Regions from separate parts of the Homo sapiens genome. Here regions 1, 2 and 4 are each linked to region 3. A link is a loop called in an ENCODE intact Hi-C map of the cell type or tissue named here. Cell type or tissue: PC-9. All regions are shown on one strand. Links, peaks and the distances in the headings refer to the core of each region. The heading gives the core; the rest is flanking DNA. Region 1 has its middle 40 kb from the start of HUWE1. Region 2 has its middle 25 kb from the start of HUWE1. Region 3 has its middle 130 kb from the start of HUWE1. Region 4 overlaps HUWE1 (HECT, UBA and WWE domain containing E3 ubiquitin protein ligase 1).

Region 1 (7,979 bases), core at 2,041-7,040, 87 kb before region 3:
TGTTTATCTGCTGACCTTCCCTCCACTATTGTCCTATGACCCTGCCAAATCCCCCTCTCCGAGAAGCACCCAAGAATGATCAATAAATACTAAAAAAATAAAAATAAAAAAAAATAGAATGGTCAAACCATGTGGCAGGTATATATGTAAGTTTTTAAAAAACAAACTGTTTTCCAAAGTTCCTGTATTATTTTATACTCCATTAGCAGTGTGTGAGAGTTCCAGTTCCACTGATTTGGTTAGCCTTTTTAATTTTAGTCATTCTAATAAGAGGGTATTGGTATTTCGTTGTGGTTTTAATTTTCATTTCCCTAATTCTAACGATGTGAAGTATCTTTTCATGTGCTTAAGTTCCATCTATATATCTTCCTTGGTGAAGTGTCTGGTCAAATCTTTTGCCTGTTTTTTAAAACTGTAATTGGGTTGTTTGCTTTCTATTACTGAGTTTTGCAAGTTCTTTACATACCGTAGATACCTGATGTTGCTTGGATGTTTGTCCCCTCCAAATTTCATGTTGAAATTTGATCCCGGCCGGGCGCGGTGGCTCACGCCTGTAATCCCAGCACTTTGGGAGGCCGAGGCGGGAGGATCACGAGGTCAGGTGATCGAGACCATCCTGGCTAACATGGTGAAACCCTGTCTCTACTAAAAAATACAAAAAATTAGCCAGGTGTAGTGGCAGGCGCCTGTAGCCCCAGCTACTCGGGAGGCTGAGGCAGGAGAATGGCGTGAACCCAGGAGCCGGAGCTTGCAGTGAGCCAAGATCAAGCCATTGCACTCCAGCCTGGGAGACAGAGTGAGACTCTGTCTCAAAAAAAAAAAAAAAAAAAAAGAAAGAAAGAAATTTGATCCCAAATGTTAGCAGTGGGTCCTGGTGGGAAGTGGTTGGATCATGCGGGCAGATCCCTTATAAACTATCCTTGCAGTAATGAGCGAGTTCTCACTGTATTAGTTCCTATGCGAACTGATTTTTTTTTATTATTTATTGATTTTTTTGTTTTCTGTAGAGATGGGGTCTCGCTCTGTTACCCAGGCTGGTCTTGTACTCCCAGGCTTAAGCTATCCTCCCACCTAGGCCTCCTAAAGTGCTGGGATGACAGGAGTGAGCCACTGTGCCTGGCAAAAACGGATTGTTAGAAAGAACTTGGCACGTCTTCTTCTCTCTCTTCCCTCATCTTTCACTATGTGATGCCTGCTCCTCTTTGCCATCTGCCATAAGTGGAAGCTTCCCAAGGCCTTCACCAGAAGCAGATGCTGATACCGTGCTTCTTGTGTAGCCAGCAGAACCATGAACCAGGTAAACCTTTTTAAAAATAAATTACCCAACTTCAGGTATTACTTTATAGCAACACAAATGGACTAAGACAGAAAACTGGTACCAAGAGTGGAATGTTGCTGTAAAGATACCTGAAGATGTAGAAGCAGCTTTGGAGTCAGGAAATAAGCAGAAGTTGGAAAAATTTGAAGGCTTCAGAAGACAGGAAGTCCACGGAATGTTTGGAATTATTAGGGACTGGTCAAGTGGTTGTAACCAAAATACTAGTAGAAATATGGACAGGAGAGGTCAAGCTGACGAAGTCTCAGATGGAAATGAGGAAGTTATTGGGAACTGGAGCAAAGGTCACACTTGTTATGCCTGAGCAAAGAACTTGAGTGCATTATGTCCATGCCCAGGGGCTTTGTGGAAGACCAAACTTAAGAGCAATGACCAGCCGGGCACGGTGGCTCGCACCTGTAATCCCAGCACTTTGGGAGGCCAAGGCGGGCGGATCACAAGGTCAGGAGATCAAGACCATCCTGGCTAACACGGTGAAACCCCGTCTCTACTAAAAATACAAAAAGTTAGCCGGGCGTGGTGGCATGCGCCTGTAGTCCCAGCTACTCGGGAGGCTGAGGCAGGAGAATCACTAGATCCTGGGAGGCAGAGGTTGCAGCGAGCCGAGATCATGCCACTGCACTCCAGCCTGGGCGACAGAGTGAGACTCCGTCTTGGAAAAAAAAAAAGAGCAATGACCTTGGGCTTATGGCAGAAGAAATTTCTAAGCAGCAAAGCATTCAAAAAGCAATGCAGCTGTTTCTAAAAGCAGATGATCATATATGGAAGTAAAAGAATGACTGGCCGGGCTCCTTGGCTCGTGCTTGTAATCCCAGCACTTTGGGAAGCTGAGGCAGGTGGATCACCTGAGGTCAGGAGTTTGAGACCAGCCTGCTAACATGGTGAAACCTTGTCTCTACTAAAAATACAAAAATTAGCTGGGCATGGTGGTGGGCACCTGTAATCTCAGCTACTTGGGAAGCTCAGGCAGAAGAATCACTTGAACCCAGGAGGCAGAGGTTGCAGTGAGCTGAGACAGCACCATTGCACTCCAGGTTGGGTGACAAGAGCTAAACTCCATCTCAAAAAAAAAAAGAAAGAATGACCTAAAGTTGGAACTTATAATTAAAAGGGAAACAGAGCATAAAAGTTTGGAAAATTGCAGCCTGGCCATGTGGTAGAGAAGGAAAAAGCATCTTCATAAGGGAAATCCAAGGGTGCTGGAGAACAACCACTTGCTAGATAGAGGATAAAAGGGAGCCAGGTGCTAATAGTCAAGACAATGGGATAAAGGTCTCCAAGCCATTTCAGAAGACTTCCAGTCCACCCCTCCCATCACAGGCCCAGAGGGCTAGGGAGACAGAATGGTTTTGGAGGCTAAGCTGGGGCACCACTGCCCTGTGCCACTTTCAAACGTTGCTCCCTGCATCTGTGCTGCTGAGACTCCAGCTGCAGCTCAAACAGCCCCAGGAGCGACTCCCACCACTCCAGAGAATGCAAGCCATGAACCTTGGTGGCTTCTATGTGGCGTTAAGTCCACAGGTGCGCAGAATGCAAGAGCCACGGAGGCTTGGCAGCTTCCCCCTGGATTTCAGAGGTTGTATGGAAAAGCCTGGGTGTCCAGGCAGAAGCCTGCCACAGGGGCAGAGCCCCCACAGAGAGACTCTACTAAGCCAGTGCTGAGGGGAAATGTGGGGTTGGAGCCACCACAAAGTGTCCCCACCAGGGCACTGCCTAGTAGGGCTGTGGGAATGGGGCTGCTGCCCTCCAGACCCCAGAATAGCAGAGCCACTGGCAGCGTGCAATCTCAGCCTGGAAAACTCACAGCCATTCAACTTCAACCCCTGAGAGCAGTCACATGGGCTGTGCTCAGCAAAGCCATAGAGGTCGCACTGCCCAAGGCTTTGAGGGCCCACCCTTTGCATCTGTGTGCCCTGAATGTGGGACATGGAATCAAGGATTATTTTGGAGCTTTAAGATGTAATGTCTGTTCTGCTGGGTCTCAGACTTGTGTGGGGCCTGTTGCTCCTTTCCTGTGGCTGATTTCTCCCTTTTGGAATGGGAATATTTACCCAATGCCTGTACCACCATTGTATTTTAGGAGTAAATAACTTGTTTTTGATCTTACCTGGTAGGAACTTGCCTTGAGTCTCAGGTGAGACTTTGCACTTTGGACTTTTGGGTTGGTGCTCAGGCCTGTAATCCCAGCAGTTTGGGAGGCCGAGGAAAATGGATTGCTCAAGTCCAGGAGTTCAAAACCAGCCTGGGCAACATGGAGAAACCCCATCTCTACTAAAAATACAAAAAACATTTAGCTGGGTGTGGTGGTGCACACCTGTAGTCCCAGCTACTTGGGCTGAGGTGAGAGAATCACCTGGGCCCGGGAGATTGAGGCTGCAGTGAGCCAAGATTACACCCCTGCACTCCAGCTTGGGCAACCAGAGTGAGACCCTGTGTCAAAAAACAACAACAACAAAAAACAACCTTTGGTGACTATTAGGAAGGAATTATTGTATTTTGCAATGTGAGAACGACATGAGATTTGGGTAGCCAGGGGCGGAATGATATATTCGGATATGTTAAAATTTGATACCTAATATTGAGGTTGAGGCCTGGTGGGAGGTGTTTGGATCCTGGGATGGCTCTTTATGAGCCATCCTCATGGTCAGGAGTCAGTTCTCGCTGTATTAGTTCCTATGAGTACTGATTGTTAACAAAGAGCCTGGCACTTCCTTCTTTCTCTCTTCCCTCCTCTCTTATCATGTGATGCTGCCCCCTCTTTGCCTTCCTCCATGATTGGGAGCTTCCTGGAAGCTTCCTGAAGCCCTCACTGGAAGCAGGTGCTGGCGCCATAGTTTTTGTTTTGTTTTGTTTTTTTGTTTTTTTGTTTGACAGGGTCTCGCTCTGTCACCCATGCTGGAGTGCAGTGGCATGGTCATAGATCACAACAGCCTCAAACCCTTGGGCTCAAAGGATCTTCCTACCTCAGCCTCCCAAGTAGTTAGGACTACAAGGCACGTGCCACCACACCTGGTTAAATTTTTTGTTTGTTTGTTTGTAGTGACAGCCTTTTGCTATGTTGCCAGGGCTGGTCTTGAACTCCTGGGCTCAAGCAATCCTCCTGCCTCCCAAAGTGCTGGGATTACAGGCATGAGCCACCACGCCCAGCTGAGTGCGCCATGCTTGTTGTACAGCCTGTAGAACCATGAGTCAAATAATCCTCTTTTCTTTATAAATTACCCAGCCTCAGGCATTCCTTTATAGCAACACAGACTAGAACATCCCACTTATCTGCAGTTTCACTTTCTGCAGTTTCAGTTATCTGAGATCAACTGAAGTCCAAAAATATTAAATGGAAAATTCCAGAAATAAACAACTCATATGTTTTAAATTTTGTGCCATTCTGAGTAGCATGATGAAATCTTACGCTGTTCTGTTTTGTCCTGCCTTTGGCTGTGAATCATCCCCTTGTCCAGCATATCCATGCTGTCTATGCTACCTCCCCACCCCATTAGTCATTTAGTAGCTAGCTTGGTTATCAGATGGAAAAAACATAGTATACATATGGTTCAGTACTATTCCTAGTTTAAGGTGTCCACTGGGGGTCTTAGAACATATTACCTGTGAATAAGGTGGGACTACTGTATTCCGGATTCAAGTTCTTTATCAAATATATAATTTGCAAATATTCATTCCCACTCTGTATGTCCTTTCATTCTTTTAACAGTGTCTTTCAAACAGTAGAATTCTTTATTTGATGAAGTGAGAATTTTTGACTCATTGTTTTAGTTAGAATGCCTAACAGAAAACATAACTCAATAAGAAAACAATAATTAACTATAAGAAAATTTTATTAGCCAGGCGCGGTGGCTCACGCCTATAATCCCAACACTTTGGGAGGCTGAGGTGGGTGGATCACCTGAGTGGGAGTTCGAGACCAGCCTGACCAACATGGAGAAACCCTGTCTCTACTAAAAATACAAAATTAGCTAGGCATGGTGGTGGCACATGCCTGTAATCCCAGCTACTCAAGGGGCTGAGACAGGAGAATTGCTTGAGCCTGGGAGGCAGAGGTTGCAGTGAGGCGGGATTGTGCCATTATACTCCAGCCTGGGCAACAAGAGTGAAACTCTGCCTCAAAAAAAAAAAAAAAAGGAAAGAAAAAGAAAATTTTATTATCTCCAACTTATTATAATACAGGTTGAGTATCCTTTATCTGAAGTCCTTGGGGCCAGAAGTGTTTTGGATTTCAGATTTTATAATATTTGCATTATACTTTCCAGCTGAGCATCCCTAATTTAAACATCCAAAAATTTGAAATGCTCCAGTGAGCATTTCCTTTGAGTGCCAAATCAGTGCTCAAAAAGTTTCAGATTTTGGAGCATTTCAGGTTTTGAATTTTTGGATTAGGAATACTCTACCTGTAATAAATTCTGAAGTAGGATGACTCCACTGTTGGTTAATTTAGCTTCTCAGCAATATTATCAAGGACCCAGATTCTTTTTTTCAATCTTTCTGCTCTGCCATCCTCAGGCTCCTGGTACTCTTCAGGCTAGTCACCTCATAGTTGCAAGGTGGCTGCTGAAGTTCCTTGCATCACATCCAGACATGCAGTAGAGAAAGGAAGAATCTAGACCATCTTTTCTATCTGTCTTTCATTAAGAGTGAGGAAACCTTTCTTAGAGGAAGCCCAGAAGACCTTTACTCACATCTCATTGACCAGCACTGGGTCACATAACCATCTACAAACTAGACTAGCATAAACCCCTTATATCAGGGGTTGCCAAACTACTGCTAGTGGGCCAAATCCAGCCTGCTGCCTGTTTTTGTACAGCCTATGGTATAACAGTGGTTTTTATATTTTTAGGTGGTTAAAAGAATTAAATGAAGGATAATATTTTGTGACGTGTGAAAATTATGTGAAACTCAAGTTTCAGTGTCCAGAGAAAGGAAGGGGAACCTGCATGTGCAGATCACATGGCAAGATAGAAATAAAGAAAGAAAGAAAGACAGGAGTAGGCGTCAGGCTTTTCTCTTTCTTTCTTTCTTTTTCTTTCTTTGTCTTTCTTTCCCTCCCTTCCTTCCTTCCTTCCTTCCTTCCTTCCTTCCTTCCTTCCTTCCTTCCTTCCTTTCCTTCCTTCCTTTCTTTCTCTCTCTCTCTCTCTCTTTCTTTCTTTCTTTCTTTCTTTTCAGATGGAGTCTTGCTCAATTGCCCAAGCTGGAGTGCAGTGGCATGATCTCAGCTCACTGCAACCTCTGCCTCCTAGATTCAAGCAATTCTCCTGCCTCAGCCTCCCGAGGAGCTAGGATTACAGGCGTGCACCACCATGCCTGGCTAATTTTTGTAACTTTTAGTAGAGATGGGGTTTCTCCATGTTGGCCAGGCTGGTCTTGACCTCAGGGTGAGCCCCCCAACCTCACCTCCCAAAGTGCTGGGATTACAGGCATGAGTCACTGTGCCCAGCCAGTGTCAGGCTCTTTTCAACAAGCAGTTCTTATGGAAACTAAGAGTGACAACTCCGTCACTCCTGCAAGAATGGCACCAAGCCATTCATGAAGGGTCCACCCCGAGGATCTAAACAACTCATACCAGGTCCCACCTTCAACAATGGGGATCATAGACCAGACGCAGTGGCCCACGCCTGTAATCCCAGCGTTTTGGGAGGCCGAGGCAGGTGGCTCACCTGAGGTCAGGAGTTTGATACCAGCCTGACCAACATGGTGAAACCCTGTCTCTACTAAAAATACGAAAATTAGCTGGGCCTTGTGGCTTGGGCCTGTAATCCCAGCTACTCAGGAGACTGAGGCAGCAGAATCTCTTTAACCTGGGAGGCGGAGGCAACTTCTGTAGACAGCCAAAGACAGAAAATCAGACAGTCATGTGCCAGCGTAATGTTGTTTTGGTGAAGAATAGGCCACATATACTATGGTGGTCCCCTAAAATTATAATGGAGCTAAAAAATTCCTATCACCTAGTGACGTCTTGATGATCCTGACCCTGTGTTGGTCTAGGCTAATGTGTGTGTTTGTGTCTTTGTTTTTAACAAAACAGTTTAGAAAGTAAAAAAATTAAAAATATAAAAAAACTTATAGAATAAGAATATAGAGAAAATATTTTTGTATAGCTATACAATGTATTTGTGTATGCTGTAATAATTTTGTAATCACCACTATTGAGGTGAGCTCAAGTATTGCAAGTATCTGCTTAAAATGCCATGTGACACTAATCATCTCCATGTGAGTAATTCATATCTCCAGTAAAAAGTGATCCCTCATAGTTCTTGCATATTTTTCGTAATATTTACTGCAATACTGTAAACCTTGAGTAACAGTATGGAACCCATATGGGGTGCCACTAATGATGCTGGAACTGTCCCCAGGAAGCAGAGAAAAGTCATGACATTACAAGAAGAAGTTGAACTGCTTGATGTGTTCTGTAGATTGAGGACTTCAGCTGCTATTGCCTGTCATTTCAAATAAATCCAGTGTAAGGATAATTGTAAAAAAAGAGAGAGAGAGAAAAGTAAAAACCAACAGCTGTGAAAACCTTGTACCTTCTGTGAAATACCCTTTTATCTTCTATTGAAAATGCAGCTTTTTTTTTTTTTTTTGAGATGGACTCTCACTTTGTCGCCCAGGCTAGAGTGCAGTGGCGCCATCTCGG
Region 2 (7,979 bases), core at 1,833-6,832, 100 kb before region 3:
TGTGGAAAAGCTGTGTCACCAAACTGAGTGCAGCCTCAGGGCTATGCTGAGATGCCAGAAGCACAGGTTCAAAATGGGGATTTAAGAGGTTTTAAATAGCCTGGATTTTTTTTTTTTTTTTTTTTTTTTTTTTAATACGGAGTCTTGCTGTGTCACCCAGGCTGGAGTGCAGTGGTGCGATCTCGGCTCACTGCAACTTCCAGCCGCTGGGTTCAAGCGATTCTTCTGCCTTAGCCTCCCTAGTAGCTGAGACTACAGGCACACGCCACCACACCCGGCTAATTTTTGTATTTTTAGTAGAGATGGGGTTTCACCATATTGGCCAGGCTGGTCTCGAACTCCCGACCTCATGATCCGCCCGCCTCGGCTTCCCAAAGTGCTGGGATTACAGGTGTGAGCCACCGCGCCTGGCCAAATAGCCTGGATTTTGAAGAAGGAAGCCTTGAGGATGGCCTGAGGACTATGGGTGTCACCCCAGGAAAATCTAACTTTTCAAGAACACAGGAATGTCGCAAATGTCACCTTCTGAGGGAGGAAACAGTAAACATGCATGGAACTCCACCCTACTCCCGTTTGGTAAACCAAGTGCCATAATTAGTCTCTAGATAAATCTCAGCAGAGTTTAAGCTTAAGAGATTGTGGACCCTAGACAACTAGCACAATTTAACTTGTCTCCTGTTGAAGCTGAAAGCAAGGCAGGTTGTTTTTTGCTCTCACGTTTGCTATGTTTATTCTTCTTTCCCCCAGAGATCATTGTCTCTGCTATAAGCTTTGCTTTCTGTCAGCAATGTGGGTCTGATATACCAGTACAGTATTTTATGTACTGGTTTCTAGTACCATAATTTTACTTATAATAACTGCTTTGGGGTTGAGGTTTGCTTGTTACTTTTTTTTTTTTTTTGAGACAGGGTCTCCCTCTGTTGCCCAGGCTGGAGTGCAGTGGCGATCACAACTCACTGCAGCCTGTACCTCCTGGGTTCAAGCAATCCTCCCACCTCAGCCTCTCCTGAGTAGCTGGGACTACAGACGTGTGCCACCACGCCGGACTAATTTTGTATTTTTTTGTAGAGACAGGGTTTTGCCATGTTGCCCAGGCTGGTCTCAAACTCCAGAGTTCAAGTGATCCCCCTGCCTCGGCCTCCCAAAGTGCTGGGATTACAGGTGTGATCCAGTGCGCCTGGCCCTGCTTGTGACTTCTAAGAATTTAAAAATTTCTTTTTTGAAGTGGAGTCTCACTCTGTCACCCAGGCTGGAATGCAGTGGCACGATCATACTGCAGCCTCAAACTCCTGGGTTAAAGCGATCCTCTTGCCTCAGCCTCCTGAGTAGCTGGGACTACAGGTGCAAGCCACCATGTCTGGCTAATTTTTTCAATTTTTTGTAGAGATGGGGTCTCATTATGTTGCCTAGTCCTGGCCTCAAGGGATCCTCTTGCCTTGGACTTCCAAAGTGCTGGGATTACAGGTGTCAGCCGCCATGTCCGGCCTCCAAGAATTTTTTTCTTTGATTAACCTTTTATTAATACAGAAGCAGTATATATGCATTGTAGAAAATTAGAAAATATAGAGAAGCAGAAATATAATAAATAAATAAGTAAAATTTCCACCTCCCAGAGATCACCACTGTAAGACCTTAGTGTATAACCTACAGGATCTGTTCATGTGTGTCTATGCATGCTTTTATTTTATTACCAAACTGAGATCATACTACACATAATGTTCTTCAGTCTGTTTTTTTCAATCATTAACCTCCCTTTTGCTATTTCAGTACATTTCCAACCCTTCTAACACCCTGCTTCTATTCATATTTTCCCAAATGACCTAAAAATGTCCTATACAGTTGTTTCATCCAAATCAGTACCCAATCCAGACCATGCATTGCATCTGGTTTATGTCCCTTAAGTCTCTTTTAATCTAGAACAGACACCAGTTTTTAATGATACCACTTTGCTGAAGATACCAAGCCAATAGTTCTGCAGACTGTTCCACTTACGAGATTTGTCTGATTGCTTTTTTGCGTTGTTTTCTTCTAAATTTTGTGCATGTGTCATTGATGCTGGGAAAATCTTATGTGCCCAATTAACTCTTTGAACTCTTAGAAAGTGGGACATATGAGAATCTTGACACTGGATTAATTTTGTCTTGAAGGTCCTACAGGAACTTCACCGATTTCAGTGGATGAGAGCCCAGGTTGCAGTAGCCGAAGGAACCTCCAATCTCTCCACACCTCAGAGCAAGATCCTTCTAGCTGAGACTGAGCAGAAACAGAAATCGGGGAGGAAATAGTTTTGGATTTAAATTTCTCTGGCATTTTGGAATTAATCTTTCTCCCAAGATTTTCATAAGTGGAGAGACTTTGTATTGTTCAAATTTGGACATTTATATATTATTTGGAACATTTTAATGCTATCATTTGGGCTGAACATGCAACTTCTGGTGAACTCCATTGGAAAATGTGGCTGGGCATAATTCAGGATGGGAAATACAACAGGGATAGCTTTTACAGCCTGGGATGCAGCAGGGAACTTGGAGTTAATTTAATTAATGTCCTACTCTGATCCACTTCAGAGTTTTTTGGAGGCAAAGCAGAACTGTCCCAGTGTTAGTGCTAAGAGAAGCAGTAGTTGATATTGGGAGAATGGTTTCACGAAAGTAGAACCTGGACTGGCCTGCTGAACTCTAGTCTTCTATCCCTGATGCAGGCAGCCACATTTCTAATGGCCCATGGCTTTGGCTATCAAAAACAACAGGTTAAGATAACACAAGTGTGAAGATTGGCTGGGCGTGGTGGCTCATGCCTGTAATCCCAACACTTTGGGAAGCCGAGGCAGGTGGATCACTTGAGGTCAGGAGTTCGAGACCAGCCTGACCAACATGGAGAATCCCGTCTCTACTAAAAATACAAAAAGTAGCCAGGTGTGGTGGTGGGCGCCTGTAGCCCCAGCTACTCGGGAGACTGAGGCAGGAGAATCGCTTGAATCCAGGAGGCAGAGGATGCAGTGAGCTGAGATCGCGCCACTGCACTCCAGACTGGGCAACAAGAGCGAAACTCCGTCTCAAAAAAAAAAAAAAAGTGTGAAGATTATTAGAGGAACCATGATCTCCCTTGTTATGAGCTAAATGGTGCCCCCTCAAAATTCATATGTGGAAGCTTTAACCCCTAGTACCTCAGAATGTGACTGTATTTGGAAACACATGGCCTTTAAAGAGGGAATTAAGTTAAAACGAGGCTGTTGAAGTGGGCTCTCATCCAATCTGACTGGTGTCCTTATAAGAAGAGGAGATGAGGTTACAAAGAGAGACAACAGAGAGACAACCATGTGAAGAGGCAGCAAGAGAGAGGCCATCTGTAAGCCAAGGAGAGAGAGAGGCTTCAGAGGAAAGCAACCAGGCTGGCAGCAGCTTGATCTTGGACATCCAGCCTCCAGAACTGTGAGAATATCAATTTCTGTTTTGTTTTTTTTTTTTTTTTTTTTTTGAGATGGAGTCTCGCTCTGTCGTCAGGCTGGGGTACAGTGGCATGATCTCGGCTCACGGCAACCTCTGCCTCCCAGGTTCAAGCGATCCTCCTGCCTCAGCCTCCCGAGTAGATGGGACTACAGGGCGCCACCACGCCCATCTAATTTTTTGTATTTTTAGTAGAGACGAGGTTTCACCATGTTGGCCAAGATGGTCTCGATCTCTTGACCTCGTGATCTGCCCGCTTCGGCCTCCCAAAGTGCTGGGATTACAGGTGTGAGCCACCGCGCCCAGCCCAGTTTCTGCTGTTTAAGCCACCAAGTCTGTGGTATTTTGATACAGCAGCCTGAGCAGACGAATACATACCTCTTCCTATGTTCCTACCGGCACGCGAAATAGAAACTTGCCCTCTTTCAAAAGTATAGAAATCACCTGAGGGGTTTTAAAAAATACTCATGCTTATGCCCCACATTCCAGAGATTCTTATCTAATTGGTCTGGGTGGTGGCCAGATTATGAGGTTTTTAAAAGCTCCCCAGGCAATTCTAAACTATAGCCAAGGTTGAAAACTACTGGGCTCAGAGGTCAACCAAGAGTTGCATGGCACAGCAGCTGGAGATGAACAGAGACCAGGGCTTTGCCAACAAAGCAGGAGAATGGTAGGAATGCAGCCACCCCACAAAACTTTTGGGGAAAGTTGGTTCTATGACCGGGAATTTGGGTCTTTGTGGACTGTTGATTACAAACAACATTTTCTTAGCATTTGGTGATCCCACCAAGTTTTTCATCAATACACATAAGATGTCAGTTTTTAGGTTCTAGGAATAGTACTATAGAACAGATGCTTTTTTTTTTTTTTTTTTTTTTTTTTTTTTTGAGACAGGGTCTCAGTCTGTTGCCTAGGCTGGAGTGCAGTGGCACAATCACAGCTTACTGCAGCCTTGACCTCCCTGGCTCAAGTGATCCTCCCAGCTTAGCCTCTCGAGTCACCGGGGCCACAGGTGCATGCCACCACACCTGGCTAATTGTTTTACTTTTTGTGGAGATGGGGGGGTCTCACCATGTTCCCCAGGCTAGTCTTGAACTCCAGAGCTCAAGTGATCTTCCTGCTTTGGTCTCCCAAAGTGCCGGGATTACAAGCATGAGCCACCGAGCCCAGCCAGGAGCAGATTCTCTTGGCCTTCAGTAGGAGCCCACAAGAAAACCAAGCCCCGTACCTTCCTCACACATGTTAATTCTCTGCCCTAAAGTGGGCAGTCACTCACAAATTTTTGAATTACATAATTGGGGCCAGGCACGGTAGCTCATGACTGTAATCCCAACACTTTGGGAGGCTGAGGAGGGAGGATCCCTTAAGCCCAGAAGTTCAAGACCAGCCTAGGCAACATAGGGAGACCTTGTCTCTATTAAAAAAAAATTACATAATTGAGGCTGGGCATGGTGGCTGATGCCTGCAAATCCAGCACTTTAGGATGTTGAGGCGGGAGGATCACTTGAGCCCAAGAGTTTGAGACCAGCCTGGGCAAAAAAGTGAGACCTTGTCTCTACAAAAGGTTTTAAAAATTAGCTGGGCTCAGTGGCATGCACCCAAAGTCCCAACTACTCAGGAGATTGAGTCAGGAGGATCATTTGAGCCCAGGAGTTTGAGGCTGCAGTGAGCTTTAATGGCACCACTCTACTCCAGACTGGGTGACAGAGTGAGACGCTGTCTTAAAAAAAAAAAAAAGAATTATATAATTGAGCTGGGTATTGAAGTGTGAACTGAGCCACATAATGCTTCCAGATTAGATTGGAGACACTGTGGTCATGTGCCTGCACACTGTGCCACTGTACGGCAATTCACATGTGGAAAGTGGATATTCCAGCACACATATTCTTGTTTTAAAATTTATGTTTAATTAATTAATTTTTTTTTGAGGCGGAGTCTCGCTCTGTCGCCCAGGCTGGGGTGCAGTGGCGCGATCTCGGCTCACTGCATGGTCCGCCTCCTGGGTTCACGCCATTCTCCTGCCTCAGCCTCCCGAGTAGCTGGGATTACAGGAGCCTGCCACCATGCCCAGCTAATTTTTTGTATTTTTAGTAGAGACGGGGTTTCACCGTGTTAACTAGGATGGTCTCCGTCTCCTGACCTCATGATCCACCGGCCTCGACCTCCCAAAGTGCTGGGATTACAGGCTTGAGCCACCGCGCCCGGCCTAATTAATTTTTTTTAGAGGCAGTCTTGCTATGCGGCCCAGGCTGCTCTTGCACTCCTGGCCCCAAGCAATCCTTCCACTTCAGCCTCCCGAGTACCTGAGATTACACGTGCAAATCGACATGCCTGGTTTATATTTAATTTGCATACAGTAAAATTTGCTCATATTAGTGTACAGGTCTATGAGTTTAAACAGATGCCTAGAGTCATAACCACCACCACAATCAAGATATAGATCAGTTTCTTGCCCCTCCAAGATTCCTTTGCCAGCACATATATTTTTGGCCTGCAGACACCCTCTATACCCGCTAAGTCTCAGATGCTCAGCAGCTCTGGTAACATCTTTGGTACAGCCTCGAATACAGCACACTTTTGGCCCTCCCGAAGTGGGCACAGCAGGTAGAGACAAATGGGGAAAGTGGGTCCACGCAGTCATGAGAGGAGGAGATGGCCCCACAGGTTGAATCTCTCCCCAGTCATACTCCCATGGCTGGAATTCAAAGCTCTAGCAAGAGGCAGACCCATTTTGGTCTGGTTTCAGGGCATTGTTAGTGCCTTATCACTTAGAACTAGATTCTATACTGAGGCTTAGAGAGAGAATCAATTGCTTACCAGATTTCAAATGTACCAAGATCAATTTTGAAAGCCTTTCTACTAGTGCACACTGGAGCAGCAGGCTCAATACCAGGCAGTTATTGCATCATCTTAAAAGAAACATTCTCATAATCAATTAAACTCATTACATTTGAATATTCAGTTCCTGCCAAAGCACAATTTAAATCCTCATTTCAAAATAATGTGTTCGCAGAAATCAGGTCTACTACGTAAATGACATCATGAAACTATTTCAAGAAGCATTACAACGTCTTTTGCCAAGGCAAAAGTTATTTGAAAGGGGCTTTCCAGCATTGCTTAGAACATATGTGCTCGCTGGTACTAAACTAGATACTATGGAACAATGGTGGCTAGCCTTACGGTCTCTAATTTTAGTATTCATAACAGAATGGGCATTTACAGAGAATCCCCTTTGTAGATTTGTCATAGAAACTGTCCTTGGGGACAAAGCCCTTTGGGACTTCTCAGAAGTAGGACAAATTCCTGAAGGAGTTACAGGTGCGTATCAGTCTAGAACCTTGATTGCAAGCAACAGAATTGGACTCTAGATGATTTAGGCAGAAAAGGAATTCATTAAAAGGATATTTGGGCAGCTTCCAGAATCAGTAGGCGGGCTGGAGAAGCAGGTTTGCAGCCAGGAACAACACTCAAACCACGCTGCAGAACTGGTCTGGTGAGGAGCCCACTGCAGCAGCACCTCAGAGCACTTGTCTGCAGTTTTCACCAGGGACACCCTGCAGGGAGCTCTATCTTGCTGCAGATGCCAGCACTGCCTTGACAGAGAGACTCTTCCAGGGTCCTTGAATCTTTGTCTTTAACTCCTAAGGCAAAGTTGAGAGTGACTGGGCTGGGGTATGTGCCAGCCCCCTAGCTGTGAGGGAGAGTGAATGTAGAGGGAGGTAGGATCTGCCTCCTTCCAAGAATCATAAGATGGGGAAGTCCCCAACCAGAGGAAGTGGGTTCAAATGTACACCCAAAAAGAATAGCAAATGACCCAGCACAGGCTGACAGTTGGAGGCTGCTTGGTGTCACGTGGCACTAAGTTAGTCATTGCTACCTCATTTGGGGGCAGAGTAGGCTGACCCTGAGCTGAGGAAACTGATCAAAGAAAGAAACAAGAGCTCTGTTTCCCTCCAGAGCCTTAATATTTTGCTGCAAGATTGGAGGAAATTAGAACTGACTAAAGGAGAGGGGAGCTGTACCAGGAGCTTCAGTGCCTGGTACAACTCAGAGAAAGCAATCGGTGTTGTCCTGAGAATACAACTTCCTTGTCTAGAGAGCCTGGCATCCTGACTTGGGTGGTCTGGGGGTGAGTGGGTGGTAGTGGTGGGTGGGGAGAGAGATTTTTAGAGTGACTTGTACTTTTCTCAGCAAGCCATTGCCTTTGATCACTCGATGGGCTGCACCTAAACATAACTGGGGACAAAGTCAGGCACCACAATATCGTTTCTAGTTGCAGTCATTTAGTTCCAAAGATAAGAAGTGTAGATATAACAATTCTAGGGAACTTCTGCTCTAACATTCTTAGTCTATCAACTCTTACCTAGATTCACATTTGCTGACAACAGTACTTGGATCAGCGAGAGTACAGAAGCACAAAATTGAGTCTCACCATCCCTGAAGAGACCCACAACCAGAGGGATTTAACTGACTTTTATTAAACATATTTGGGATGCTCAGATCTGGTCAGAAACAGCAGTGGAACAAATATGA
Region 3 (7,979 bases), core at 1,389-6,388:
GCCAAGATTGTGCCACTGCACTACAGCCTGGGCAACAGAATGAGACTCTGTCTCAAAAACAAAACAAAACAAAACAAAAACTACAAAGTGTTGCTGAAGAAAACTGAACTGAACTGTGTTCATGGATTGGAAAATAATATTGTTAAAATGTCAGTAGTACACAAAGTGATCTACAGATTTATTGCAATTAGTATCAAAGTCACAATAGTATTTTTTGCAGAAATAGAAAAATGTATCCTGAAATTAATATTTCAAGGGGCCCCAAATACCCAAAACAATCTTTTAAAAAAGAACAAAGTTGTATTTTTCCCACTTCCTGATTTCAAAGCAAAGCATATTACATAGCGGCCGGGCGTGGTGGCTCATGCCTGTAATCCCAGCACTTTGGGAGGCTGAGGCGGGCGGATCACCAGGTCAGGAGATTGAGACCATCCTGGCTAACACGGTGAAACCCCGTCTCTACTAAAAATACAAAAAAATTAGCTGGGCTTGGTGGCGGGCACCTGTAGTCCCAGCTACTCAGGAGGCTGAGGCAGGAGAATGGCATGAACCCGGGAGGCAGAGCTTGCAGTGAGCCGAGATCATGCCACTGCACTCCAGCCTGGGTGACAGAGCCAGACTCCATCTCAAAATAAAAAAAAAAAAAATTACATAGCTACAGTAATGAAAACAGTGTGGTACTGACATAAAGACAGACATATAGACCAATGCTAATACATGTGTAGTGGTTTCTGATTGTTATTTTAATTTGCAATTACCACTACATACCTATTATAAGGGCTAAAATCCAAAACACTGACAACACCAATTGCTGCTGGGGATGTGAAGCAACAGGAACTCTCATTCATTGCTGGTGGTAATGCAAAATGTTACAACCACTTTGAAATACACTTTGGCAGTTTCTTATGAAACTAAACATAGTCTTATCATATGATGCTATAATCACACCCTTTGGTATTTACCCTAATGAGTTCTAAACTTCCATCCATACAAAAACCCTCACATGAGATTTTTTATAGCAGCTTTATTCATAATTGCCAAAACTTGGATGCAAGCAAGATGTCCTTCAATAGTGATAAACAAGCTGTTGGTACATCCATACAATGGAATACTATTCAATACTAAAAAGAAATGAGCTATCAAGTCATAAAAAAGTAGGATGAATCTTAAGTTCAGATTGCTAAATGAAGGAAGCCAATCTGAGAAGGCCACATACTGGGATTCCAACTATATGACATTCTAGAAAGGGCAAAACTATGAAGACAGTAACAAGGTTAGAGGTTCAGAGAGATTCAGAAGTGGTAGTAGGGAGAGAGTAGGTGAAACACAGGTGATTTTTAGGGTTTGATACTGTAATGGTGGACACATTCATTACACATTACATTTGTCATAACCCATAGAAGGTACAACACAGAATCAACCCTAATGTAAATTATGTATTTTAATTAATAATAATATATCCATATTGATTCATCAATTCTAACAAATATACCACACTAATTCAAGATGTTAATAATACAAAAAATAAGCAGAGTGAGGTGGTATATGGGAACTCTCTATACTTTCCACTCAATTTTTCTTTTGTTTTTATTTCCAACTTTTATTTTAAGTTCAGGGGTACATGTGTACATGTGCAGGATGTGCAGGTTTGTTACATAGGTAAACGTGTGTCATGGTGGTTTGCTGCACAGATCATCCCATCACCTAAGTATTAAGCCCAGCATCCATTAGCTATTCTTCCTTATGCTCTCCTTCCTCTCACTTCCCACCCTCTGACAGCCCCCAGTGTGTTTTGCTTCCCACCATGTATCCATGTGATTTCATCATTCAGCTCCCACTTGTTTGTGTCCTTTCTGATTTCCTTAAGCAGTGGTATGTAGTTCTCCTTATAGAGGTCCTTCATTTCCCTTGTTAGCTGTATTCCTAGGTATTTTATTCTTTTTGTAACAATTGTGAATGGGAGTTCATTCATGATTTGGCTCTCTGCTTGCCTGTTGGTGTATAGAAATGCTAGCAATTTTTGCACATTGATTTTTGTATCCTGAGACTTTGCCAAAGTTGCTTATCAACTTAAGAAACTTTGGGGCTGAGACAATGGGGTTTTCTAGATATGGGATCATGTTACTTGCAAACACAGATAGTTTGACTTCCTCTCTTCCTATTTGAATACCTTTATTTCTTTCTCTTGCCTCATTGCCCTGGCCAGAACTTCCAATACTGTTTTGAATAGGAGCCCAGTTCTGAGCCCTTGCTGGAGAGGTGTTTCAGTCATTTGGAGGAAAAAGGGCACTCTGGCCTTTTGAGTTTTCAGCGTTTTTGCATTGATTCTTTCTCATCTTTGTGGGCTTATCTACCTTCAGTCTTTGAGGTTGCTGACCTTTTGATGGGGTTTTTGTGTTTGTTGTTGTTGTTTTCTGTTTGTTTTTCTTTTTAGAGTCTTCCCACTCTTCCACAGGGCTGCTGTGGTTTGCTGGGGCTCCACTCCAGACCCTAGTTGCCTTGGTTTTTCCTGTACCTGGAGGTATCACTGGTGAAACAGCAAAGATGGCACCCTGCCCCTTCCTCTGAAAGCTCTGTCCCAGGAGTGTACTGGCCTATTGCCAGCCCGAACACACCTGTAGGAGATGGCAGGAGACCCCAGTTGGGAGGTCTCATCCAGTCAGGAGGAACAGGATCAGGGGCTTGCTTGAAGAAGCAGTCTGGCTGGCCAGGCGCGGTGGCTCACGCCTGTAATCCTAGCACTTCGGGAGGCCGAGGCGGGCGGATCATGAGGTCAGGAGATCGAGACCATCCTGGCTAACACGGTGAAACCCCGTCTCTACCAAAAATACAAAAAAGAAATTAGCCGGGCGTGGTGGCGGGCGCCTGTAGTCCCAGCTACTCGGGAGGCTGAGGCAGGAGAATGGCGTGAACCCGGGAGGTGGAGCTTGCAGTGAGCCGAGATCACGCCACTGCATTCCAGCATGGGTGACAGAGCGAGACTCCGTCTCAAAAAAAAAAAAAAAAAAAAAGAAGCAGTCTGGCTGCTTTTTGGTAAGGCACCTGTGTTGTGTTGGGGATCCCTTCAGTCCCCAGATGGTTTGGGCTCTCGAAGGCCCACAAACTGGACCGGCTGAGAAGCCCAGACGGCCAAGGTGGTGGCCTGCCCTGCCCCTCAGGCACTCCATCCCAGGGAGAAATTAGAGCTCTGTCGGCCCTGTAGAACGTGAGTGGGGGTGGCCAGAGGCCCCAGCTGGGAGGACCCGGCTGGGAGGACCTGCCCTGCGAGGAGGAGTGGATCAGGGTCCCACTTAAAGAAGCAGCCTGGCCACGCCTTGACAAAACAGCTGTGTTGTGGTGGGGAACTGCCTCTGCCCCTGTCGCCTTAGACTCTCCAAAGCGCGCAGGCTGGACAGCTAAGTCCTGGTCCAACCAACCCAGGTGGCAGCCCTCCCCTCCCCCAGGCACTCCGTCCCAGGGAGAAATCAGAGCTCTGTGCCTAATACCTGAGGACGGGTGTGGCTGGAGTGCCTGGCTGGGAGGTCCCACTCAGTAAGGAGGAATGGATGGGGCCCTGCTTAAAGAGGAAGCCTGGCCACAATCTGGCAAGGCTGCTGTGCCGCGCTGCTGGGGGTACCCTTCCTCCTCTGGACCATTTGGACTCTCCAAAGCCTGCAGGCTGGAATGGCTGAGTCATTCAACCAACACAGGTGGCGGCCTTCCCCTCCCTCAGGCACTCTGTCCCAGGGAGAGATCAGAGTTCTGTCCCTAATATGTGCGGGGGATGTGGCTGGAGGGCCTGGCTGGGAGGTCCCACCCAGTGAAGAAGAATGGATCCTGTGCCACATTAAGAAGCAGTCTGGCCACGATCTGGCAAAGCTGCTGTGGTGCTCTGTTTTGGGGACTCTTCCTTGTCTGGGCCGTTTGGACTTTCCAAAGCCCACAGGCTGGAACAGCTGAGTCGACCAAACAACAGAGATGACGCCTGCCCATCCTCAAGGTGGCTCAGTCTGGTCTCAGGTAGGCTTCACCCTGTTGCCAGTAGCTGGCTGGAATTCCAAGCCAGTGAGTCTTATCTTGTGAGGTGCAGTGGAAATGGGGCCTCCAGAAAGACGCCACTCAGGCTGGGTGCGGTGGCTCACCCCTATAATCCTAGCACTTTGGGAGGCGGAGGCGGGTGGATCACTTGAGGTCAGGAATTCGAGACCATCCTGGCCAACATGGCGAAACCCTGTCCCTACTAAAAATACAAAAATGAGCCCGGCGTGGTGGCGGGAACCTGTAATCCCAGCTGCTCGGAAGGCTGAGGCCGGAGAATCGCTCGAACCCGGGAGGCAGAGGTTGCAGTGAGCGGAGATGCCGCCACTGTACTCCAGCCTGGACAACAGAGTGAGACTGTCTCAAAAATAAAAAATAAAAAAAAGAGAGAGAGACGCCACTCAGCTCCCGGGATTCCGCCCCCTTCCTAGGGGTATGTGGGGGACCTCCTGCCTTGTCTCCTGCCTCCTGTCTGAGTTGCAGACATATTTGTTGGGGATTCTGGGCCGGAGTATGTAAAGCTCCTGGGTCTGTGCGTGCCTGAGCAGCTGCTCGGCCCAGACTCGGCACAGCTGTGTGTGTCAGACCCAAGGCCCTGGAAGCGTGGGCTCACAAGGGGATCTTCTGATCCACAAGTTGCAAAGATCCATGGAAGAAGCACGGTTTCCAGGGTCACACAATCACTCACCGCTTTCCTTGGCCTGGTGTGGGGGTGTTGCTCCCGGGTGGGCTGTCGCCCCACCCTGCTTTTCTTCGTTCTCCGTGGGTCCAGTTATTTCCCTAATCAGTCTCAATGGGAGAACCTGGGTATTTCAGTTGAAGGTGCTGTATTCACTCGCCCCTTTTGTTCCTCCCACTTAATTTTTCTGTAAACATAAAACTGTTCAAAAAGTAAAGCCTATTAATTTAAAAACTATTCTAGTAGTGATATCATTTAAGGTTTTGCAAAATGTTATTGAGAAAACTGGGTACAGTATATTATTTCTTACAACTGGCTATGAATGTGAATCTACAATTATCTCAATAAATTTTTTAAAAACCTCCACAAAGACATGGAAAATATGAGAAAAAAAGAGAGGAAAAACACAATTATACAGTTTAATTATACATAAATGTATATAATTAAACTAATTATATACACTAAATGTATATAATTATACATTAATGGAGTTCTAGAAAAGAGAACAGGGTAAATAAAAGGAAGGAAATTATCAAACAAATAAAACAATGATTTCAGAGTAGAGACATGAATTTCAGATAAAAAAAGTCCACTCACAAGTGCTCAGCAAAACAGATAATGGAAAAAACATCCAAGTTCTGGGTAGGTCACTGTGACATTTCAAAACATTAGGTATCAAGAAAAATTTTAAGCTTTCAGAAGTGGGGAAAACAAGTTGCCAAGAAAGGAATGACAATAACAATAATATTAACATCTGAGTTCTAATCAACAATGATGACAATGCACACTGAAAGCATTATCTTCAAAATTCAGATGAAAGAATATTTTAAACATAGAATTCTAAAGCTAAACTGTCCTTATGAAGGTAAAATAACTACATTTTCAGACATGCAAAGAACCCCAAATTTACCTTTCTGTAAGCTTAGTGTTCCATTTTTGGAACACTAAGCATGTAAGAATTATTTATATCGTACTGCTCAAGCTCATTGCCAAGGTCTGATGGCAAAAATTCAAAAAAATGCAACCTCAGACATAAATGGGCTAAGAAGTTACTTTATCACAGGTATGTATGTACAGGAAAAAGAAGAGAAGTTACTTAAGGATGTTCTCCAACAAAGTGCATGATGTATCAGTCATGGTTCTTGGATTCAAGTAACCGAAGCAGACTCTAGTTAACTTACGCGGAAAAGGGATTTTTTATGAAGTTATCAGTTAGCTCACAGAAGTCTGGAGAATCAGGCTGAAAACACAGAGTGGGAGCCAGGAAGGTAGGCAGGAGGAACCACAGCTAAGGGCCTACCATGGAAACAGCCTGGTTTAGAAGGCTACTGCTGGTACTAGTACCCCTACTGCTCCTACCAGTGAACCTTAGCCTACCAGCACATGGCACTGCAAAGGAGCGCTAATTGTCCTGACATCTGGTGTTTTGGTTTATTTGTTGTGGACTTCAGAGTTGAGTTAATCATAATCTGCAGGCCGGGTGCGGTGGCTCAAGCCTGTAATCCCAGGACTTTGGGAGGCCAAGGTGGGTGGATCACGAGGTCAGGAGATCGAGACCATCCTGGCTAACACAGTGAAACCCCGTCTCTACTAAAAATACAAAAAATTAGCTGGGAGTGGTGGCGGGCGCCTGTAGTCCCAGCTGCTCGGGAGGCTGAGGCAGGAGAATGGCATGAACCCGGGAGGCGAAGGTTGCAGTGAGCCGAGATCGTGCCACTGCACTCCAGCCTGGGCGACAGAGCAAGACTCCGTCTCAAAAAAAAAAAAAATCATAATCTACAATTCGCGGCACATTATCACCAGTTCACTGAAGGCTGCTCTTTTACCTTATTTGTTTTATTATTCTTCTTCCCCATCAGTCCGTATCCTCACTCTCATTCTCCTGCCCGACTTAATTACACTTAGCCTCTTAGTGTAATTCATATATGTATGCTTTCAACCCACCTTTCATATGTTTATTTGTGTGTATATCCATGAAAATACACAGTGTTGTTTTACATTTTCATAAAGAGAATTATGCTATAAGTCTCTGTTTCTTACTTTTTTCACTCAGTACTGGGTTTTGGAGACCTATCCATGTGGCTCTATGTAAATCTAGCTTATTACTTTTAATTGTTTTGTAATTTTCTATTCTATGAATATACAACAGTTTGCTTACCCCATCCCATGGTGATGAACACCTGGATTGCTTCCAATTCCTCACTACCACAAACAGTGCTGCAATGAACAACCTCAACTACATTTCCTTAGGACTTGTGTGAGAATTTCTGTGGAATATATGCCCAGAAGCAGGATTGCTGGGTTATAGGGTATACACATACTTAATTTCATGGTTTGGTACGGCCAAACTCTCTCTGGAATACCCGTACCAGTTTACATCCCAAATCATGTTTGTCCTTTTCCTCACATCCTCATCAGCCCTTGATAATATCTGACTTTCTATCTGTTACCATTGCTATAGTGACTTCTCACCGTTATTTTAATTTTCATTTCTCAAATCATTAGTAGGGATAAAAATCTCTTAATATATTCAAATTTCCCCTTGTGTAAACTCAAGTTTCCCCTTCTGTAACTTATTCTTCATATCCTATGCCCATTTTCCTATTGCATTTACTATCTTCTTTTTCTATTTATTGTTCTTTTGTCAGGTTTGCCTATCACAAACATATTCTCCTAATCTATCATCCTTGTGTTAGTTTTGTAATATTTCTGGCTTATTTGTGTTGCTGGCTCCAGATTCAAAGCCGTGAAAAGATTAGTCAGTCCTTGTTGCCTCGTGGTCAGGGAAAGGAAGTATCTGACCACCATCAGTTTCCATAGTAGGAAGTGGGATCCCACCTCTCACCAAGACTCTAGAGGGAAATTCCCCAAAACAGGATGAAATGTTGTTCGGGAGCACTAGAGTTCATTCCTTTGGTTGTCTAATATCCACATATACTCTTCCTCCCATACTTACACTTTGAAAAAAATGTTTCCACTGAATACAGTGCAAATATACCTCATATAAACCAAACATGCACCCATCCCCTTTCCAGAGTGAGAAAACCAAAAACATAAATTAGAATGCTTTCAGGGGCAAGCAATAGAAAACCCAACTCAAACTGTCTTGAATAGTAAATGCAATTCATTGGCTGACTTAACTGAAGAGTCCACAGGCAGGGAGATTTCAGGCATGGCATGATCTGGAATATGGTTCCATTTCTGTGATTCTCTTGGCTCTGCCTCCTCCATTTTTCAGCTCCATCCTCAGGTAGGCCTTCCACATGTTCACAAGATGGCTAAC
Region 4 (7,979 bases), core at 1,163-6,162, 140 kb before region 3:
AAATTATAATGACCTTATCTTCGTACTTTACAAGCATTTAAAAATACATCATCTCGCTTTAATGCTCACAGCAACCTATGAAATAGGCTTTCCGATTACTGTTTTATAGATAAGAATGGAAATTTAGTGATATACCCTAGGCCCACTCGAATCCTAGTTTATATGAAGTACAGCTGTTTCTTTACATTGTACTTGATCACTACCTGGGTATGGGAGCCTCTATTTTTATGTACCAAGTACATTAAGGGTAGGGTATAGGGGAGGAAAGATGGAAGTAAGGCAGTTTAAAGGCACAGGAAAGAGGCTGGAGCCCAGGTGTACAGGCCCATCTAAAGACCATAAACTGGTATTGTAATGTCAACTGCACATGCCACTCTGAAATCCAATATTGGCCCAAAGGTTTTTCTTGATATTACCCTGTATTAATAGAAGACAATTGTTGGCTTTCTCACATATCAGCAGTCTCAAAGGCTGGGGAGGCACACAGAATTAGGAAAGCTGTGAGAAACAATGGACAGGCTATATCATGCATAGACAGTGCAGGGGAAGAAATGATGACACAAAGGAAAAGGCTAAGGAACTTTAAACATGATTTCACAGTCCTTAACTCGACTGTGAGTTTCTCAAGGGCAGAGACCAAGTCTCATTCATTTTATGTCCCTTACTCCTTATACTTAGCAACATTCAGTAAATGTTATGTTAAAAGAAAAAAAAAGATATATTAAGCTAAAAACTGAACAATGACTTCCATTTATTCAGCAGCACTTATTACATGCCACAAACTATACTTTAGATATTATGTGTAATGTTTAAAAAAATAAGATTTACCTGTTTGCTGACCTGCCATGCATGGTGCTGCCCAAATGTGTTAACAGTGGTGATACTGATGACTATTAGGAATACTTATTATAGGTTACTAAGGTTACAACAGAACCTTGAACACCTTGAATAGGAGGGGCCAGTATAGACGGAGAGAGATCAAGGTAACCAATGTAATACACATTACAGAACTAGCTAAGACCCTTCAGAGGGTATAAATGTGACTCCTAAGGAGTTCCAAAGTGAAAAACTACTCTATGGAACATTCAGTTATCACTGGCCAAAGTCTCAGACCCAAAATAACTCAAGAACAAACCCTATCCTGCCTCACCACTGATGATCCCACACAGACCTAAAGGGTCCAGACACATTTTGTTAAATGGCCATTATTTTCACCACCCTGACTGCCCACCTCTGAGCTGTTGAAGGAGTTAAGTAAAATAGTACATTAAATAAATTACCATCTACTGATCACCTACCATGTACTAACACCTTACATTTTCTCTTTAATTCCAATAACCATATGAATAAGGTATTTCCCCCCACATCATAACTGATATAGGTTAACTTGCCCAAACTGACAGACCTAGTAAGTGGCCAGGCCCCAAATCCGGAACTGCCTGGGCTCCATGATCTTCCTATGATTATCAAGGCTTCTCAAACCTTTCCACCTTAACTCTAATAAAAAGGTAGAGAAGAATGAAGAGGCAGGCTAGGGAGGTTAAGTGGAAAGAGAAAAGTGGAACTTGATAGAAAGTTCCAAGCTACCCTTGGCAAAAACAGAATTTCTTTTGACTTCACCTTTTATCTTAATCCCATTAGCTAATTCCAGGTCTGGGGCAGAAATGCACAAGAATGCGCCTGGAAACATCTTGACATACCAGATAGCAAGGAAGCTATCAAAGACTACTAGAGAGCATGTCAGTAAGAATCAGGAGCCAACTTTAAGAGAGTTCCACTAGCCACAAGAAGGGCAATTTGAACTTCGCTAAGGATCAGAACTGCAATGTATTGAAACCCATCAAATGTTTACATCTATGGATGCATAGTTATATATACACTTATATGTGTAACCTTTTGAAGATGACAGGGGACCAATTCATCATCTTGAAAGCAATGTTTTAAAAAATTGAGTATTTATCCTGCTCTTCCTATATAAACTATATTGCTGAGTAACCAAATAAAAGATGAGGGGAAACAAAATTATTCCAGCTAACAGATGAAAACAAAATGATAGCATCAGAACGTCACCATTTTGTAGCCCCCCAACAAATTAATGGATCCAAAAAATTCAAGTCATCGTAACATAATCAATGTTGTGAATGAACACCCCCCCACCCCACCCCCCCGCAATATATTTGCCAAAGGGAACGAACCTGAAATTTATCAAGTCTCTGGATCCAGCTGCCAATTTGCAGGAAATAGAGAAGTATCACCTGGGAACTTATCAGAAATGCAAAATCTGGGGCCCCTCCTAGATCTACAGAATCAGAAACTCTGGGAGTGGGGACCAGCCAATCTTTTAGGAAGTCCTCTAGGTGATTCTGATGTTCCCTAAAGTTTCAGAACCATTGTTCTAAGCACTTTATATGCATTAACTCAGCTAAATTTCTTCAGAACTCTATAAGGCAGGCAGTATTATCATCATTTTACAGATGAAGGACCGTGTGGCACAAAGCAGTTAAGTAATTTGCACAACATGACACACCTGGTAAGAAATGGGAGTCAGAACTTGAACTCTGTGAATCTAGCTCCAGAGTCCATGTTCTTAATCGCTGTGCTGAAAGGTCTTTCCACCTGTAAGAACTCAATTGTCAGAATGCCGTAATAAAGAATATTGGAAGTTTAAAAAAAAAAAAAAAAAAAGCAAAGACCAGGAGAAACATGCCTCACTATAAAATAGACAGGAATATAAGAAAATAATCATAGCAAATAATGTACCCAAAGTAATCTTCCAAAATCATTCCAAAACATTAACAGCCACCAAATGTAATATACCCACGCACTTCTGGGGCAATTATCTCTGATATCTAATCACAAGGACCTAAAACCTGGATTGTGCTAAAGGTGGTACATAAATTCATGACAGTATCCTCAGACTCATCAATCTTTTAAATCTAAATGGTTATAGTGAAAGGTCATTCCAGAATAATTCATCTCCCTACTTTTAGTCACCATTTACTTAATGACTACTGAAAGGAAAAACTGCTGTCTTTCAATACCTAAGATTATACCATCAGAATCTCAGAGTTGAAGAATTTTAACATTCATCTAGTTCAATCAGCAATCCAGACTGAATCAGATCTACAATCCCAATCTCCACGTAATGGTACATTCATAATAAATTAAAACATTCCAACTTTCTGTAAAATCACATTATGGGATCATTCTATGCCACCAACTGTAATTTTTAAAGCCAAATGACTAAAAACTTTTAAAGAGAACTTAAAAGTTGAAAATGCTCAGGTTAACAGCCCAAACAAAACCTACAGTTGTTTTACTCATAGAGCCACTTCTTCACTACCTGAAAGGATTTCTATATCCAGAAGACCAAGCTGGTCAACAAGTACATCAAGTTTTAACAACACCACCTATGAAACATCAAACGACTTAAAAGTTGAGTTATTCCTGACATTAACATATATAAACATCTAGTAACCAGTCGTTGAGGAAACAACGAATAATACAGCAAAACACCAAAAGCCCAAGTACTTATGAATATCAACCTTATAGATAGTGAGATCATCATAAAGCAGCCTAAAAGTCCTTAAAGGACTTTATGCTAAGGAAACATAAATTTCAGATGAAATGAAATGAAAAATCACAGTAGGAAAACTAAGGTTGTGTATAATAGCTGAAAATCAACATGTAAGTAGAAGCTCTCAAAAACTGTTTTAGTATTGCCATTTCAAGAACTGTATGACAGCCAGGAACTCATTATTAGGTCTTAATAGCTTAGAAGTTATGGGTCAGAACAGCTGAGACACTAACATCAAAAGAATAAAAAGCAACATTATAAAGTAGTATAAAAATAACTAAATCACCTAAGGAAATTGAAACCATGCATGAAAAACCCCAAAGGCACAATCAGGTCATTAGGAAACACTAGCTTCTTCCACCAGGAGGCCTACTTTTCATGTGGAGCAATGAGCAAGGCCAAGACATGGAACTGAAGTCAGGTATCAAATCAGACTTTGCCACAGAAAAAGGAATCCATGACTAGTTATTTTAGGATAGTGCCTATGACAGCACTATCAACTCCAACTAGGATACAGGAGATTATAGCCATTGTTCCATTATAATGGGTCCTCCAGGGTCTTTAATTGAGCAAGAATGGGTTAGACACCACTACTGGGCTGTAATCCCCAAATATGGGGGGCGGGAAACTATATATAGGACAATTTCTTCAACAAATAAATTGGAAGAAAAAAAAAACAAAAGACAGAACCTGCAGATTAAAATAGATTTAACAGCTGTATCAATGCTTTGCAATAAATGTGCTTTCTCAGGATCCTGATTCAAACAAACTGTAAAAGAAAAAAAACAAAGCTTAAAAAAAAATCAGAAATCTGAACATTTTATATTTGATATTTTTAAATATCTGTTAATTTTTTCAGTTGTGATAATAGTTTTGATCTTATATTTAAAGAGCCCTTGCCTTTTAGAAATACAAACAAGTATTTTACAAATAAATATGACAGGGATTTATTCCAATATAATCCATTGAGGGGGGCAGTGGTTAGAAGTATAGATGAAACAGGCTGGGCCTGGTGGCTCACGCCTGTAATCCCAACACTTTGGGAGGCCAAGAAGGGAGGATGGCTTGAGCCCAGGAGTTTGTGACCAGTCTAGGCAACACGATGAAACCCCATCTCAATTTAAAAAAATTAAAAAAAACCAAACAAACAGAAGTATAGATGAAATAGAATGTGCAAGTTGATACTATTAAAGCTGGTGATGGGTAAGTGGGGGGATTATTATACTATTCAATGTTTGCATGTTTGAAATTTTTCGTAACTTTAATAAGAACTGGTTAGACATAATGACTTGCAATTTTATTTTTTGAACGATGCCTAGGGTGATTTAAAAAATCATGTACAGACATCATTCATTTAAACAATTCCCTTTAATTCAGTAATGAGCTCCACTTTAAAAAAAGAAGCAACCAGTACCACATCAGATCCAGAGAATGGAAGAAACCAAAGTAGCTCCATTACAGAATGGGAATACATCCACCCCTACTATCTCCATTCCAGGAAGTAAAATACAAATACTTCCCACAAGATTTACAAAAACTAACCTAAAATCACAGCCAATCATACTCATCCTGGTGGGAAATTCCCCACACTGCTCCAACAGCTTCCCGAACCTTCCTGACCAAGTTGGCCTGCTGGTTTCTCTGGATCACTAACCCACTCAGGTCAGGCTGCTGGAGGACCTACAAAAAAAAAGTTGGGGGAGAGGAGTGAGATACACAACACATTTATTAGGGTGTGTGAGGAGGGTTAACCATTCTATTATGTTCAAACATAACTAGTTATTATTTCTAAAGCAATAGTCCTTACATATCTATTTGCATTTTTTAGGACCTGCTTTGAGAAGTAACTGAGGAATTCAGAACCAACAACTCTAATACTTCTAACGCTTAGACAACATTCCTGAAAACTGAGTTCTCAACCCAAATGAAATTATAGAAGACAGTTTATTTTTTAGACAAGTTTATACCCTCAATATAAACACTAAGGACGTATTTGTTTCATTGTTTCTGTGAAAAAAAACAACAACTGTACATATAAAAATTATTCTTCACCTTCATACATGCTTTTTGGCCATATTGGGAGACAAACGATAAACATCCTGGCAACTCAGGTTGAACTTTGCCATTGAACCTTAGACAAAGTTTTTATTTGGTATTGTCACTCCTTCCTCTCTTCTCAGAGATCTACCTAGAATAAGTTAAACTTTTAGGTCACACCTAGATTATCATTCCCAGATTTATTCTATTGCTCAATAAGGGTCAAATTGAAATTGAGGTTTAATAAATTTGTGATCACTGCTTAACCCACGGTAAAATGCACCAATGCAAAATCTCAAAACAGAAAGTGATTTCCTGCCCTCCAATGAAAATGGAAGAAAATTTTATTACCTACAAAGCACTTCAAATTAAATAAAGCAGTTTATTTCGAACTGAAGTTCGAAACTAGAGTCCACATACAGCTAATTGTGGGATGGTTACCTCCTGTAAATTTTAAATCCTAGTAAACTTTTCACCACGTTTCTACTTCAATTCCCATCACCCAGCCGAAGTAAAATAATGGGGATAGTTGTGCTTGTATTAAAGGGTTGTTGCTAGAATTAGTTAAAAAAAAAATTGTAAAATGCTACACTTTAATATTGGTCTAATCAATATATTAACAGTAAGGAAGCCTGTAATCTCAGCACTTTGGGAGGCCGAGGCGGGCGGATCACGAGGTCAGGAGATCGAGACCATCCTGGCCAACGTGGTGAAACTCCGTCTTTACTAAAAATACAAAAATTAGCTGGGCATGGTGGCGCGCGCCTGTAGTCCCAGCTACTCGGGAGGCTGAGGCAGGTAAATCGCTTGAACCCAGGAGGCGGAGGTTGCAGTGAGCCGAGATCGCGCCACTGCACTCCAGCCTGGCGAGAGCAAGACTCCATCTTAAAAAAAAAAAAAAAAAAGTAAGGAAAACTTTCTCCAAGTCAAATAGTCACATCTGTTTAATAAGTACGTTAGAAAATATAAAATGGCAATAACACAACAGGAAGTAGTGTATTAAAGAGCCAGCAGTAATTTGCTATGGAAAAGAAGCTGGGTATTCCAAATGATCTTTCTCTCTCGGACAGGAATTATCTTGCTCAGGTAAGAAGATGCCAAATAGCAGATCCCCACACTGATCTGAGGAACCAAACAAATGAGGGAGGTGAAAAGTAGCATGAATACTTCAAAACTAGCTAACAGAAGTTCCTTTTACCACTGTGAAATGCATGACACCAAATTACTTTTGTAGAGTGAATGACAGGACAGACTGCCTTTGAAGGAGTGGAAGAAATGAGTAGGCAGGGCATGAGGCACCCCTTCCAAAAGGTAGAACACTTGGGTGTGGTTCTTGACAGGAACATTATGGCTGGTGGTCATTCCAGGATAGTGATTACGCACTGAAATTCCTAGACCATTAGAAGGAAACAAAGAGTGGGAATCACGTTCAAACATCATGAACCACTGGAGATAAAAAGTTTGGCCTATGAGGAAAAAAAATATAAACGTTATAGATCTGGCCTAGAAATACACCAAGAATGTACAGTTAAAGAAACAAAAATCTCTTACTCTTTCCCAGGTCATAAAATTAGCATATGACACAGGTACATCTACCAATGCATTCTTACACCAAAAAGTAATCCTAATTTATTATGTGCCTACCATGAGCTAAACATTTTATTTTATTTTATTTTAACTAATTCTAGCAACAATCCTCTAATGTAAGCACAACTATTCCCATTATATAGATGAACTGAGAATCTGAAAATTTGCCCAAGGTCACAAGGTTCAATGTGAACCCAAAACACACCCAAAACACACACTATTAATTTCACCATACCAGACCGCCGCCTATGACTGGGGAATGTTGGTATCTCCTCAATCTATGCAACACTGGGGCTAAAAGAAAACAATGCTGAACATGTAATCTACAAAGGAGAAACAAATGATAGGGAATTAACTGCCTATAGTAACGGTGGCATGGGGGGAAGAGGAAATAAAGAACAGGGCAGACTGGGGGGCAGGACAATCAATGCTGTTTTCTAGTAAATGGAAGGGGTAAAATGTAGTGGAGCCTGAGAGGAGGGTTATCTTCCTTCTAAGGGATTCAGCTCCTGGAAAAGGAGTATGGGGAGTGGGGGATAGAAAGATTAAGAAGTGAGAAGCAGGTAAGAGGTGCTCAGCAGCAAAAATAGATGTCCACAGACCAAGAGGCTCCAGAAACTCAGAGCAAGGCAGGGAAAAGGGGCGGTTCCCAGGCTTGCAGGGGAAATGGAAGAGGCAGGGAAGACAGAAAGCGGGTTTACTGGAGAGTTATCCTCTACAGCCTTCTGAGGGGGAGGAATGAGGAAGGCAAGGCTAATGGCCGTAAACGAAAAGGCCA

What was found. Hi-C counts contacts between places; a loop is a spot of excess contacts. Peaks named below come from ENCODE experiments on the same cell type or tissue, not always from the same donor. Only the 100,000 strongest peaks of a DNase experiment are listed, where the experiment ranks them.
Region 1: it touches region 3 in a loop (4-fold over the local background); 1 of 110 quality-filtered maps calls a loop at or near these places.
Region 2: a loop joins it to region 3, with 14 times the contacts of the local background. A loop is called at or near these places in 1 of 110 quality-filtered maps.
Region 4: a loop joins it to region 3, with 4 times the contacts of the local background. A loop is called at or near these places in 2 of 110 quality-filtered maps.

What each region holds. Positions count from the first base shown.
Region 1 is chrX:53,722,385-53,730,363 of GRCh38, forward strand. No RefSeq gene overlaps it. Among named protein-coding and RNA genes, the nearest start is that of HUWE1, 40 kb to the left of the region's middle. In PC-9, for the core only: no CTCF peak of the experiment used is centred there; a DNase peak (open chromatin) is centred at 4,717; H3K27ac peaks cover 1,545 bases.
Region 2 is chrX:53,707,705-53,715,683 of GRCh38, forward strand. No RefSeq gene overlaps it. Among named protein-coding and RNA genes, the nearest start is that of HUWE1, 25 kb to the left of the region's middle. RefSeq lists enhancers at 4,580-5,079, 7,005-7,054, 7,095-7,324. In PC-9, for the core only: no CTCF peak of the experiment used is centred there; a DNase peak (open chromatin) is centred at 3,937; H3K27ac peaks cover 1,622 bases.
Region 3 is chrX:53,810,240-53,818,218 of GRCh38, forward strand. No RefSeq gene overlaps it. Among named protein-coding and RNA genes, the nearest start is that of HUWE1, 130 kb to the left of the region's middle. In PC-9, for the core only: no CTCF peak of the experiment used is centred there; DNase peaks (open chromatin) are centred at 3,652 and 4,032.
Region 4 is chrX:53,674,930-53,682,908 of GRCh38, forward strand. It overlaps HUWE1 (HECT, UBA and WWE domain containing E3 ubiquitin protein ligase 1), which reads right to left. Exons shown (of 84, transcript NM_031407.7): 3 at 5,120-5,257. Among named protein-coding and RNA genes, the nearest start is that of HUWE1, 7.8 kb to the right of the region's middle. In PC-9, for the core only: CTCF peaks have their summits at 3,982 and 4,211; no DNase peak of the experiment used is centred there.